Regions from separate parts of the Homo sapiens genome. Here region 1 is linked to region 2. Evidence: chromatin contacts called from ENCODE Hi-C or POLR2A ChIA-PET data. All regions are on one chromosome and are shown on one strand. The core of a region is the stretch at or near the end of the contact, and the rest is flanking DNA. Distances in the headings are between cores, read along the strand shown. Region 1 has its middle 67 kb from the start of LINC00954. Region 2 overlaps LOC124905977.

The links. Hi-C counts contacts between places; a loop is a spot of excess contacts on that map. ChIA-PET counts read pairs that join two places held with the same protein, here RNA polymerase II (POLR2A). Pooled maps may share reads with other maps.
Region 1: a map of right cardiac atrium shows a loop between it and region 2 (10-fold over the local background). The contact joins two enhancer-like sites. A Hi-C loop is called at or near these places in 2 of 168 maps with a recorded cell type or tissue (Right ventricle myocardium inferior and right cardiac atrium) and 4 of 50 pooled maps. POLR2A ChIA-PET finds 5 or more read pairs at or near these places in 1 of 52 experiments (AG04450).

The regions. Positions count from the first base shown.
Region 1 is chr2:19,799,394-19,803,568 of GRCh38, reverse strand. No RefSeq gene overlaps it. Among named protein-coding and RNA genes, the nearest start is that of LINC00954, 67 kb to the left of the region's middle. Within about 2 kb of position 2,053, at least 5 of the 41 ENCODE cell types and tissues checked have a DNase peak (open chromatin) inside an H3K27ac peak, as active enhancers do.
Region 2 is chr2:19,675,045-19,679,395 of GRCh38, reverse strand. The region is part of intron 1 of LOC124905977; the gene reads left to right. Among named protein-coding and RNA genes, the nearest start is that of LINC00954, 190 kb to the left of the region's middle. Within about 2 kb of position 1,320, at least 3 of the 41 ENCODE cell types and tissues checked have a DNase peak (open chromatin) inside an H3K27ac peak, as active enhancers do.

The DNA of each region.
Region 1 (4,175 bases), core at 804-3,303, 120 kb before region 2:
GCAGTGTGAGAGTCGCTTTTGTGTTCTTATTGCTCCTGTTACATTGCATTCATTTATCTGTGAGCTTCTTGAGGGTAGGAATTGGGTCTTGGTCTTTTTCTTATCTCTTCCGTTAAGAATAAATCTGTACAGACTGAAAGCAAGTCAATTTTAATGGAGACTGGGAAGATAATGGATCTCAATAAAAATTTTATTCTTAAATCCAACAAACATGCTTTATGCAGAATGTTGCTTTGAGTCTGATGTTACCTGGCAAGTATTCCAAGTGTGAGTGGGTACCTCGTGGATCCTGGGAAGGCTGTGAGGCCAAGGCCTCTCTCTTTACTTAAGGAATTTACTGCCAGGGAATTGAAGCTGTGGCTGACAGAAGTGCCGGTGCTTCTGAATTGTAGCCGACAGTTTAAATGCACAGCAAATGCACTAAGAACAGCATCTAAAATTTCCTGATTTTGAGGATGATAAAAGCCAAAGAAAAGCCATCAAAATAGCCTTGGCTTACCCCACACTTCCTTTACTCAAGGCGACGCCTTTGCACTAAACCACTCTGAATGAGCTGGGGACCTGGCAGGAACAGACGGAAGTAACCGTGGAGAGTTTAATGGAGGGGGGGGGCCTATTTTCAAAGTGTGAGAAGAGCAAGGGCCATGAGCAAGGGATGGTGAAGCCCTCTGGGGGCGGTGGGTGGTAGGGGCGGACAGTTGCAGCCACCGTACCTGTACTTGCAGCTGTGGGGCTCAGGAGAGGCTGCCTGAGAGGAGCTGGGCAAGTAGCCTGGTCTTATTCACCTCCTGCCCTCTGCTATAGTGCCAGTACCTTCCACTGGCCAGACCCAGCTGGAGGACAAAGGGCAAGGAAGCCCATTCTTCCAGCCCCAGGTTGGCCTCCAGGCCAGAGAACAGTGGAGGGTGGGTCCAAGGGGTAAACAAAGCATCCAGCATGAGCTCTCTGTACATGGGCAGTGCCCACCTGGCCATCTGCCCATCAGCATGCCATCTGCAATGAGCAGACTTACTCCCAAGCACCACCTGTGCCCTACAGGGGCCTTCGGTACAGGGTTTGCTTTTATGGGTCCATGTAGGGCTTTGAGGATGGGCTGTTGTATAGTCTGGTAGAGGTTAGTAACTTCCCAGGAGGACACATTGCTTGACTGGCTGGGTAGCACCCATAGGAACTGTGATTTTTTACTCTTTGCCTTTTCCGGGAGATGCAGCCAGGGAGCTTTAGCCTCAGGAGTCAGGAGGGGCAGGGATGGTAGGAGCAGACAGCTTGGCCAGAGATGGAGGCCAAGGGATTCTCTTCGTAGAAACTCTTTGGCATGCTCAGTAACCTCCAGGAATGTACGAATTGCAGGAGAATGACCTGCTCTCAGCCTGGATGTGTGGGGGCTGAGAGGAAAGAAGCTGCATGGTTTAGTTAAGGCATAGAAGTTTTGGGATTAGATAGACATGAGCTTAAATCTTGGCTCCAATGTTTAACTTTGTACAAGTTGCTTAACCTTTCTGAGCCTCAGTTTCCACAGCTTTAAAACAGGGATGACAATTCTGACTCTGCAGGCTTATGGTAGGGCCTAGAGAAATACATGCACAATGACTATTCAGTGCCTGACATGTGGATTTCTATTAAATATTAAACACTCATTCAAGCAAAGCTGACTACCTAATCTTGTGCCTACTTTGATCAACGATCTCTGAAACATCCTTGCTTTTGGCGTCCCCTAGGTGAACGACCTCGGGAGAAACTAAGGCAGCTCAGGAGTTATAACAATGTTTAGGCCCAAAAATGGACTTGTTTTTAACTTTCCCACAAGGCACACTTACTAGAAAAAGTTGCGGAAAATTCGATGCTTGGTTTACAGTCCCAAGAACATGAAAAAGCTCTTCTGCCAGTTAAAAAAAAAAGATGGATGTTGTTTCTTGGAGAAGGAATGTCGTACAGTGGCTCAGGAGGAGACGGTGAGTCAGACGTGCTGAGAGCCGGGCCAGGCTGTCCCCTTGGTCTGGCCTCTGTGAGTCAGCACTGCCCACGAGACCCAGCGGGCAGCATGCCCAGAGGGCTGCAGAGCCAGGTGTGGTCCCTGGCGCGTGCAACAGCAGCTGGATGGTCCTATCACCCTCTCCTAGGACATCAGAGAATGTGTTCCTATGTCAGTATTGTCAGCTGTGGCCAACTTGGGCAGTTGCCGATAGGATCATGCCCCTCCTTTCTTTTTTTCTATATAGGGTCCTATTTCTAGATCAAACTCTCAACTTTCCTGTCCTACTTTAACTGCACATTCCTACAGCCAGCCCAGAAGTTTTTCTCCCACTTTTTGTCTTTGGGGACCTGTTGGTGGTGGCATTTGGTCTAGCAGAGGTCGGGCGGAAGAGAATGTTCTATTTTGGGGGCTTGAATGGTGAACAGTGAATGTACCTGCAGGAGAGCCTTCCAGCTGCCCCAAGGGTTCCAGACTGTAGAAAATCAGAATGCAGAAAGCCAGACATTGAAGTGATGAGAGGGAGAATGCCATGATGGTTGACAAGATGTCTGGGAAGGCTTCACAGGGGAGCGTCTTCCCAAGTAGGCTGTGGGAGGTGGACGCAGCAGGGAGGGCAGGCTATTAGGGGATCTGGTTCCAGGCCAGACTTAATGGCTGTGTGGCTTGAATATGGAGGTTGACCTCTCTGACCCTGGTGCTCCTCATCTGCAAAACGGGGTCAATAGTTCTTACCTCGCAAGGTTTTGCGAGCATCACCTTCAATAAAATAGTTTATGTAAAAGTACATTGTGATCTACAAATTTAAAAAATAAATGTTGGATGTTACTACTACCAGATAAGAAAGAAAAGATCAGAGAATAAGTGGCTTGCCAGAGGTCACATGGCTGGTATAGTGACAGCCAGGACCCAAACAGAAGTCTCTCCTTTCCTTTGTTCTGTGTTGTTTCAGTTTTTTTCCATCTGCGTGGAAGTCACTCACAGAATGTTTTAATTAGCTGGTGGCTTGGCTCAGGGTGTGGGTCTTTGTGGGTTAACTGGGTATGTTAGCCTCTCTGGCATGCAGCTTCTAGAAGTGGGCAGGTGTTAGCATGGCCTTCGAGAGGCCTGTCATGGGCAGGGGGTGCTGTGGCTCTGGGAAGAACTGTACTCCAGAGGTAGATTTCAGCTGCGAGTGCTGACTTGCCCCTTTCCAGCACCCCGCAGCTGGGATCTCCTGGTGGAGCTGGGATCTGGGGTTGGCCATGTCTGCCTAAGGGCAGGTTTGGAATCTGTTTCATGAAAACTCCCAGCATGGAGTGGTGGTCCTGATGGCAGCGGCAGGCTCATCCATTTGCATAGCATCAAATGGAAATGTCTAGATGAGCTGCCAGGAACCCTGGGGGCTGGTTGTCCCCTGGAGGCATGCTGCTGGATGGGCAGAAGGTTCATAGAGTGTGCTCCTGCCTGGTTCATTGCAGTCCTCCGAGTCAGGTGAGAGCACTTATATTTCCATAAGTACTGGAGGTAAACAACCTGGGACAGGGACTGGGGTTTGGGGAGGAGCAAGCCACCAGGCTTTCTCTAGGCCTGAGTGAGGCAGTGTGCCTTTTTCCCAGGATAGAGACAAGCTTCTGTCCTCGGACAATGCACAACCTCCTTTATACCAAAGGCTATTCCCTGGTCTTGCCTCCAGGCTTTTGCACTGCAGGGAGCCCGTCTTTGGGCTGCCCTCTGCACCCCTTCCCTATCCAGATCCTGTGTAGTGAAGGAGCGTGGGCTCTGGAATGAGATGCACTTGGGTTCAAATCCTATCTTTGACATTAACAGACCAGACAACCAGAGAACTTATCTCGACCTCAATTTCCTTATCAGTAAAATGGAATTTATACTTCCTATCTTCTAGGGTTTTAGTAAGGATGAGAGATAATGCATTTATATTGCCCAGTGCCCAGTAGATGCACAATAAACAGTCGCTGTCACCTTTGTCATTCAAGGTCCAGCCCCAGCGTTGCCTCCTCATGAACTCATCCGAGACTGGCTCCACCACCTCCCTTTCTCTGACCTGGATTCCCTGTTCCAGGGCTGCAGGACCTCTATCCTGGCCACACCTTATTGCTACTATTCCTAACTCCTCTCCCTTGTCCCTCCCCCGGAGCCTTCTTCCCTTCCATCATAGCACCCATTATGCTGTTTTGGACTCTTCGGCTTTTGTACAAGTGCT
Region 2 (4,351 bases), core at 71-2,570:
TTTGACTCCCTGTGCCTGTCTCTTAGAATCTGGGTAGATTTTTGAGGCTGATTATTCCCACACATACTTTAAGGATGGATTAACTCTAATTGCCTGCTAAGAAATGGACTAACTGGTTGTATTCTGGAAAGGGGCTGGGCGTCCATTTTCAGAGAAAGAAAAAGGGAGGCCAGAAGTGTATTTTCCTTCTTGTTCTGTTTCCTGGATGGGACTTAGGACCACCAAGAGACAAATAAGCATAAAAGATGATGGATCTGAGGTGGGGGAGGAGAGGGCCATAGGGGGTGGCACCTTTCTGGGCACAGATGTGAGCAGGCCTCAGCTCTGTCATTAAGGACTTTTCCTGTGTGCATTAAATTCACTCCATGCAGAACTGTGCCCTGCCATTTACCCCTTTACCCCTCACTGGCTGCCACCTGTCTTCTAACCCCCACAGTACCTGGCCTGTGGCTGTGGTAAGTGTTCTGTGTTATTTGCCCTTGGCAGTAACTTTTCTGAGGCCTTTTCCTCCACATAATTCCCATGTGGAGCCATCTTGGTTAGTAAGCTGTTTGAAGCAATTTGTCATGTTGGAGTTTTAAACGAGAAAAGGAAGGCACAGGGATGCCTCTTTCCTCAAAGCCAATCACAAACAGTTTTTCTGAACATTTAAAAATATTAGATCTGGAGTTCAAAACTGAGTGTCACTTCAGCAGTCATTTATGACGCTCCATATCCTGCCCATCCGAGTTCAGCTTCAGCTACAGACTCTGGGCTTAGTTTCCAGAGGCCCCCGCAGGCTGCACCATGAGTGAGGACTGTCTGAACTCCATCTTGAGCCCGGAACAAGCCCAGAGTTTGCTCTCTGGCCTTAGGTTAGCTGGAGTGGGGGAACATGGAGGGAACACAGGTTAGCTGGGAGAGTGGGACAAGGTACACGAGGGCCGTGGAGGCCGGGCATGACGTTTAAATCTTACAGACCAGGGGAGTGACCAAAAGAGTCGTCTGTGTGTGAAGGAACTGAAATGATTGGAGCTGGCCTTGCTCGACTGTCACCTCTTCCGGGACAGCTCTTGACGGAAGCACTGACCTTAGCATGGGCTCCTGGGCAGCCTGCCACAGAGCCGTCATCTCTGGGCAGCAGCAAAGGACTGTCAGTTGGTTGGGAAGGTGGACTATGTCTCCCTTGGGCTGAGGTCATTATGAGAGCGTATGTGACCCTAGACACTGAAGCTACACAAGATTCAGCCACAAACCTCACTTGGGCCAAGGACTCCAGCGTCTTACCCAGGCCCTTGGTCCAGAATAATCGTTGCTGCCTAAAAGCAACAAGAACATTTTGTCTCATTGTTTTGCTTCAGTCTCCTTGGGCACAGGCATCTGGCAACAGACACTGAGCTTCCTTAGCCACAGGGCACAGTTCTGTAGACTCGAGGCTGGGGTTGAGGCTGCTCCACCAACGGCAGGAGTCCTGGGCTTCCCCAGAGTAAGCAGCAATCCTGCTCCTGGAGATGGCCTCAGAGCCGAGACCTGGCCGCCCTGGAGCTGCTTTCTGATGCACACTTTCCCTTCCTTGTGCCCTCCTTACTCGCCCCCATACCCCTCCCCGCCCCACACACAAGCCTCAGTTACTCACTACACCATTCACACACAAACACATCCGGCCTGATGCACATGCATGGTCACACACATACACCACAGTACACACCACACACTTTACCACCCATCCCTCCATAGCACGGGTCCTCCCACACACCATACCCACCACACCATACCCATGCTCCCACTTACACTGGGTCACTGCCTCTCAACTGCCAGCCAGCACACACCTCACAGGTAGGTTCCCCCAATGTCATACTCTCCACACGACTGCACACACCACTCCCTCGGGGTGCCAGGCAGTGACACACCTGTCATCAAGCTTTTGATGGGGGTCTCCACCCAAAGCCACATGCCCTCAGCACTGCTTGCTCAGCCTTCTGTTATAACCAGGGCAGCTGGGGATGGCCCTGCCAAAATTGTCAGGGGGTTGATGATGTGTCTACGTGAGAGAGAGAGAGAGAGAGAGAGAGAGAGGAGAAGGGCATGATTTGGAAAATACTTCCAGAATTTGAAAGCAAACTTATAATATTTCCTCAATTTGTGATCCATTTGTGGCCCTCATGTTGCTAAATATTGCATGATAGAGTAAACATTTGGCAAGACCTGCAGGTTTTATTTAGAAGATTGGGGAGAAAAAAGCTACTCAACAAGGAGTGAGCTGGTGTGTCCAGGAGAGATAAAAGGTATTGTGCATGGAAGATTTTAGTGGAAATGGGAAACCAGGGCCCTGAGCAGATCTGTCAGCCAGTTACAGGAAGGACTAAACCTTTTAGCTGGCTGGGGAGACCGGCTCTGTGTCCTGGTGCTTCCCCCAACTCACGTGTAGGTGGCGTCTTCCCACTGACTGTCCAGGGGCCAGGCAAACACTGGAGCATCTTCATCAGAGAGGCATTTGGGGGGCACGCCATAGATTACCTGAAGCTCTTCTCCGCCCCTCCAAGTGTGGCAGGTTTTTAAAATCCAACTGCGGGCTACCTCCCAGGATGGCTTCCTTGACCTCTGTTCTCACTCCTCAGAGCTCCATTAGCACCAACAGCCTGGAGCCTGGAACTTGACAATTCATCTGCAGTGTTCCCTAAGCAACATGATGAACCCAAAGCTGTACTAGAGATGGAGGAGAGAGCAGTAATCAAGGCAGACTTGCTTCCTGCTACTGTGGGGGACAGAGATAGTAAATAATAATAATAATAATAATAATAATAATAATAATAATAATAACAACAACAACAACAACACATGGTTGAGAAACGCCAGAGGAGTGATTTGTGTCGTAACTCTCAGAGAACAGAACCGTTATAGGAAAGACAAGTATTGTTTTCTAGAAAAAAGAAGAAAGGGGAGGAGTAGAAAAACTTGAATTGTATATCTGGGAAAGAAGTGCCATTTTTTTCCCGAGCCAGTTCAGCATATTGAAACTTGCAGTTGTCGGCGCCTAGTGGAAGTGCAGTCTTTCCTCTGAATTCGTGGCAGCTTCTGGAGCAAATGGCCAGGCCTGGACTTTCTTCGGGGCAAGGGCAGTCGTAAAGCGGCACAAATGCTAGCTGGCTGGTGCTGGGCACCAGGGCGCCGTGCCAATGCTAACCTGCCAGTGTGCTAACCTGAAGCAAGGTAGCAAGACTTGCTGCATCTTCTAGACCCTGCAAGACATGCTGCTCATAATGGGAACTGGAACTTCACCACTGAGGGTAGAGATGATCAGATAGAAGGGTTCCAGGTGCCTTCTCCAAAGAACAGATGCTCTTGGAGAATGATCTTTGCGTGGGCTGAGAAGTGGTGAGGAGCCCTAGGCTATTCTGCACAGATGGTGGACTCTGCTCCACGCCAAGGAAGGCTTATGGTGAGGAAGAATGACTCACGACGATGCTAAATGCAGTGAGGATAAAAGCAGTGTCACTTGGTCAGGGATTGTTTCTTGGATCCTCTAATTCACTTACTCTCTAATGGTCATCTCTTATCACTGACTTCTGCGTCCCATTGATTTTGGAGTGTGTATGTATTAGGGTAAATGTCTGCTACTTTTTAGAATCTTGGAATCATAGACTTTTGGGGCTGGAAGTATCCTTAGAGATCATGAATCCCACGCTTTTATTTTTGATAGATGGTGAATGGAAGGCCAGAGAAGGGAAGGAACTTGCCCAGGTTCATACAACAGGCTAGCGGCAGAGGTGGGTCCCAGGCTTCTTGCCTCCCGGGACAGGGCTCGCTGACTTTGCCTAATTACCCAAATCTGTCCCAATCTGAAATCAGAGTCTCTGGCTAGGGATCTAACAGCATTCCGGAACCCAGTCGTAAATCCCCAAGCCCCGCAGCCACTCTGCTCTGACATTTGTTGTGTTTTACTGCCAAATGCTGCTGCTCAGAGATGCCATCTCCGGAGGGAGAAATTCTTGAAAGAGACACACCCCTTTTTTCCCTTTCCCAAATTAGGAGTTAATTAGTACCAAAATGTGCAGTGCGTTGACCGGCCTTCCACTGGGTTCCCAAAGCAGAGAACTGTCTCATTTTGAAAGTACCTAATTGTGCCTGCATCTCTGTTTGGAGAAGGGAGTCTCTAGGTCTGGTCCAGGCACCCTCAGGGACAGATCTGTTAACTCGCTGTCACCTTCTTTTGAGATACAATCATCTTGTAACTCTGAGCAATAAAACGAGTAATTGTAGGCCTTTTGAAGCAAGGCTGTGTGCCCTGGCCGGTTTGTTTGCCCTGAAAAGCCTCCAGTCTGGGTGGCTGGCCCCATCGCCTGCTCATCCATCTGCCCAGAGACTTCTTCCA